2 separate regions of the Homo sapiens genome follow, and region 1 is linked to region 2. A link is an interaction called in ENCODE POLR2A ChIA-PET data of the cell type or tissue named here. Cell type or tissue: GM12878. All regions are shown on one strand.

Region 1 (2,500 bases), 1.1 Mb after region 2:
TGTGCAAAGTATTGTACAGGGTACTTAGAACAAAAAGATTATAGATTTTTATCAATACAGGGTAAAAGAGTAGATTTAAGCTGCAAGCAATAATACTAGCTAACATTCTTTGAGGCATTTACTTTGCACCAGGCACCGTTTGGCACACCTTATGTTCTGTAACACATTTAATCTGCATAAGAACCCTGGGAAGTTGATGCTACTATTATTTCCATATGCACGGTAAGAAAATGAGGCTTAGAGAGGCTAAAAAAATGTTGCCCTAGAAAGGGATGGAGCTGGGACAGAAAGTAAAAGTCTCACACCAGAGCCAAGCTTTGCCCACTATACCTCACTGCCTCTTCAAGCAACTTCCTGGCTGTGCACTTTGAGGACCCCAACTGGTCCTCCTGGAGGTTAGGAAAGGAGGTAGGGGACAATCCAGGTTCCCTTTTCGGTACAGACCAAATTTTGAACTGGAGTAGAGGTAGCAGTGACACACTTATCATACAGGCTGGAAATAGGTACATGCTGACATCTTAAAGTCATTGTTATGACAATGCTATCTGCCTGTCAAAAATTTCAGGGGGAAAGAAATTGGCTTCCCAAACCCAAACTTATCAATTTGGCTTCCCAAATTGGCTTCCCAAACTCAAACTTAACAATTTACTGTGTATTCCAGGCCCCATTAAGGGACTTGGGAGAGACTTGTTGGTCCTGTTTCCCTTCTCCTGCCAGACCCCTGCCTAGGCTAACACAGAGCTCTTCATTTTCTTCTGTCCTTGGAGAACAAGTGTCGAAGGGAAGGTTTACTCTGCCCTTGAAAAGACAGGGAGAGAGATGGGGTGGGGGTAGGGAGGCAGAGAACTAAACTCTCTCTAGAGGCTGGCATGTTCACCCCAAGAAACCCTCACTGTCCTCCATGCTGCACTCACTTCCCATTACACTCCATCTCCCAATGATCCTGTCTTCTGCTTCCTCCTTTTCTAGCAGACATTCAGCTCGTAAGTTCCACAAGCTTTTTTATTTCAGAGTTGCTGACAGTGAGCAGGTCCCTATACTGAGGATAATATATTCAAAGCTTTGTTCTTGTTTTTTTCTTAATTGGTCAGTCTCCCTGGGGGTTCTCTCAGTTTTCACCCAGACTCCTGGGTGAGAGGGCTGAAACAGAAATGCATGGTGAATGCAGATGGCTTGTTTCCTGGCCGTCATCACACACAGGGGTCACATGAAGGCCAGATATTGCCCAATTAAGTTCCCTAAGGTGGGAGGTTAGGCTGAGTTGGAGGAGGACAGAGGACTGCACTCAGAGTGGCCAAAAAATTGGCAATTACCTGCAATCTCAGTTTTAGGGCCCTTTGCTGTACTTGATAAATGGCAGGAGCTTGATAAATGAGAAGAAAACAAAAATGCAAAGAGGATATTTTAAAATAATCCTCACAGAGTATTATTTTGCAGTTAGTGTAAGATTCACAGAGCATACTAAACAGGCTGGACGCATCACAAAACACACAGGCAGCTTCAATGTACTCTGGAGAAAATGAAACAAAATCTCCACTATGGATTGCTATGTGTGAAACCTCAAAGGGCTAAATGAGGCAGATGCTATAGGAGCACATTTCATTTGTGACTACTGATGTTTAATGTAAGAATGGTACTTGCATTAGGCAAATCTTTACTGTCATCCATGTGACTTTGGTAAGTTCATGAGTATCTATCAGATGTTTCCTAACATATTTCAACATGTAAACCTCATTAAGTTCAAACTGAAACTTATTTAATTTTAAAAACCTATGCTATTAAAGGGCTAATTGAAACATCACTGATTGATGAGGTAATGCATTTAGTTTCAGTTTAGAAAAAAAAAACATAAAAAGGTACACAGTGATTAATCTTCCCAGTTCTTACCATTATTAGTTTATATCCTTTCAGTTTCTCTATGAATAAAGTATGAATATATGATCTCATTTTCACTTTTTATGTAATAGCATACTGAAATATTTTTAACCTAGTGATGACCAATACAAATATAAAAATTGGAAGAGCAAAACAGATAAATAAGCCTTTTACTTTTCCTCGACTTTTTGAAAAGCAGAAATGAACTTCCTGCCACAAAAATCACTCAACAATGCCCAAGCTTGTGCCTCAAGGCTATGTTCGTAAGACAAATATAGAGGTCATAGTAGGGTACACACACATTTTTACTTACACGCTACATTTCTGAAAGCTTTTGAAAATTATAGGAGTGATAATTTTGCCCTTCCCAAGTATCAACACAATAATCACAAAATTACTTTTATTCAGACAAGTATCAGGAAGACTTCTGAACCAATGACAGCCACACCTCAGCAAAAAACAAAACACACACCCTGTGTATACTCTGGGGTCAGGTGTGGGAACCTCTCCATCTCACATCCCTCCCACCACGTACTCTCGCCCACTGTCCAGGCCCCTGGAGGTTCTTATCAAGGGAGGGCTGTGCAATATTTATCTTTGTATTCCAAGGGCCCAGCATGGAGGA
Region 2 (2,500 bases):
CGATCGCACCACTGCACGTCAGCCTGGGTGACAGAGTGAAACTCTACCTCTTAAAAAACAAATGAACAAAAAAAGTCATTTCTTGATTATAAACATGTCCACTCACCTGATTATCCTCTATTTCCCAGTGAATCACTTGATTATCAGATCCTCCAGAAACTAATTCAGTAGAAGGGGCTGAAAAAAATTATATCTCAGTAAATATCTTTATTCATTTTTTCTGCAATTTTTAAAAATTTCCAAGCTACACCAAAAAACAATACCCCTGTACCCTCTACCTAGATTCACAAACTGGTAACATTTTGCCATATTTGCTTAATATCTCACTCTTCCTCTATATACATACACACACACCTTTTAGGAGGCAAACTACTTAAAAATAAGTGGCAGACACTGTGATCTCTGATCCTCAAAGACCATATATCTCCTAAGGACAAAAACGTTCTCCTATATTACCTCAATACAATTATCACATTCAAAAATTCTAACATTGATAAGTATTATTATATAATATACAGTCCATATTAAAATGTCCCAATTCTCTCAGTAATGCCTTTTAAAACTTTTTTTGTTTGGGATTCAGAATCTAAGGAAATACACTCAACATTTGGATATCAAATCTTTTTAGTCTCCTTTAATGTAGAATAGTTTCCTAGTCCCCCTCATTTTTGTGACAATGACAGTACCCAGCACTTGTTCTGCAGAATGTCCCTCAATCTGTTTGATTGTTTCCTCATGATTAGATGCAGGCTAAACACTCTTGGCAGGAACATTATATGAAACATTGTAGTCAGGTGCTACTACCAAGAATATGACTTATTGTTGAAATTAGAGACACACTTCAAAATAGATCTTTTAAATACTTGCAACTTCTCAGTGATAACAAAAGAAAAAGTAGTACCAAAAAAGGGGCAAATAACCTAATTTGGGTTTGGATTTTCTTTTTATTTGTTTCAGGGAAGCAGCTGGACTAAAGAGCATTAGATTTGAACTCAGAAGGCCCAGGTTCATGTCCTAACTCTGCTGCCAGCCAACTGTGATCATGGGCTTCAACTTCATGTGTCACAGCAATTGAGCCACTTAACTAACTATATGATTTTAAGAATGTCTATACATAAAAGTAATGTTAAAATTCAGACATATTAAAAATACAAAATGATATTAAAATTTTATATATCACCGATAAAGGGTTGGAAAGGCTATCTGCATTATCTGGCAGTTCAATGAAAGGAAATCAATCATAATAGTTATAGATTACAGTAATACACAAGCAATCCATTTTATGTAACCTCACTTTTAAACGGAAGATAAAACATACAAGCCTAAATTAACATTTTATAACAAACTCCTATACTGAAAGTCAGTCTTTGATGTTATCTGGTGGCAATTAATATAATTGCAATTATGTTTTATTATCCATACTAACAGGCATCCCTTGTACCATTTAATGATTTTTATTGACCTAACATGTGACTAATCCTACAGAAGCAAATAAGTAGCTTATTAAAACTTTTTTAAACATCATTTATAAAATCATAGCAAAGTCTTAATAATTCAGAAAATTTTGCATTTGTGCCTGGCTCAAAATGCCCTCAAATGAGTGTGTAATGAAAAATAAAACTAATTCAGAACCCATATCAAAACTACAGTAGATATATTTAAGATAACTAAAGAAATATCATAGGATTTTGGGAGCACCATCTAAAGGCAACTAATATTTTAACTGAAAATTCTGGAGTCAGAATCTTAGAGATGAAGAGACCTGGAGATAATCTTGTCCAGAAATTTTCATAACTTTTGGTCTTAGAATTCCTTTACAGTCTTACAATTTTTGAGGACCCCAAAAAGCTTTTGATTATATGAACCATATGTACCAATATTAACCACATTAGAAATTAAAACTGAGAAATATGAAAAATATGTGTTTAACCATTTACTTAAAAATAACAATGGGTTCTATGATGTGTGAACATATATAACATTTTGATGGGGAAAAACCCCAATGGTTTCCAAAACAAAAACTTAATGAAAGAGAGGAACTATTTTACATTCCTACAAATCTCTTTAACATATGATTTTATTAGAATATAGCTGGATTTTCATATCTGCTTCTGTATTTAATCTGCTGCAGTATCATACATCATGTGGCTGCTGGAAAACACTGTACATTCATGACAATGAGAATGAATACTGTGAATAACTTCTTGATATCATTATGAAAATAATTTGATCTCATAGGTCTTACAAACCTCTAAGACACCCTTGATCTAGTCCAATCTCTTACTTCTCACATGTTATTAAGGTGCAAACTAGGGTCAATAGAGATGCAATGTCTTGCCTAAAAAAGCAATAGCTGGCCGGGTACAGTAGCTAATCCTGTAATCCCAGCACTTTGGGAGGCTAAAGAGGGAAGACTGCTTGAGGTTAGGAGTACGAGACAAGCCTGGGCTACAGAGCAAGGCAGGAGAATGGTGTGAACCCGGGAGGCGGAGCTCGCAGT

What was found. ChIA-PET counts read pairs that join two places held together with the same protein. Peaks named below come from ENCODE experiments on the same cell type or tissue, not always from the same donor. Only the 100,000 strongest peaks of a DNase experiment are listed, where the experiment ranks them.
Region 1: POLR2A ChIA-PET joins it to region 2 with 7 read pairs; 2 of 35 experiments call an interaction of 5 or more read pairs at or near these places.

Annotation. Positions count from the first base shown.
Region 1 is chr18:35,049,497-35,051,996 of GRCh38, reverse strand. All of the region lies in intron 1 of MAPRE2 (microtubule associated protein RP/EB family member 2), which reads right to left. Among named protein-coding and RNA genes, the nearest start is that of MAPRE2, 9.3 kb to the right of the region's middle. RefSeq lists an enhancer at 1,121-1,621. In GM12878, no CTCF peak of the experiment used is centred here; no DNase peak of the experiment used is centred here; H3K4me3 peaks cover 1,318 bases; H3K27ac peaks cover 2,080 bases.
Region 2 is chr18:36,133,984-36,136,483 of GRCh38, reverse strand. It overlaps ELP2 (elongator acetyltransferase complex subunit 2), which reads right to left. Exons shown (of 22, transcript NM_018255.4): 3 at 107-177. Among named protein-coding and RNA genes, the nearest start is that of ELP2, 5.3 kb to the right of the region's middle. In GM12878, no CTCF peak of the experiment used is centred here; no DNase peak of the experiment used is centred here.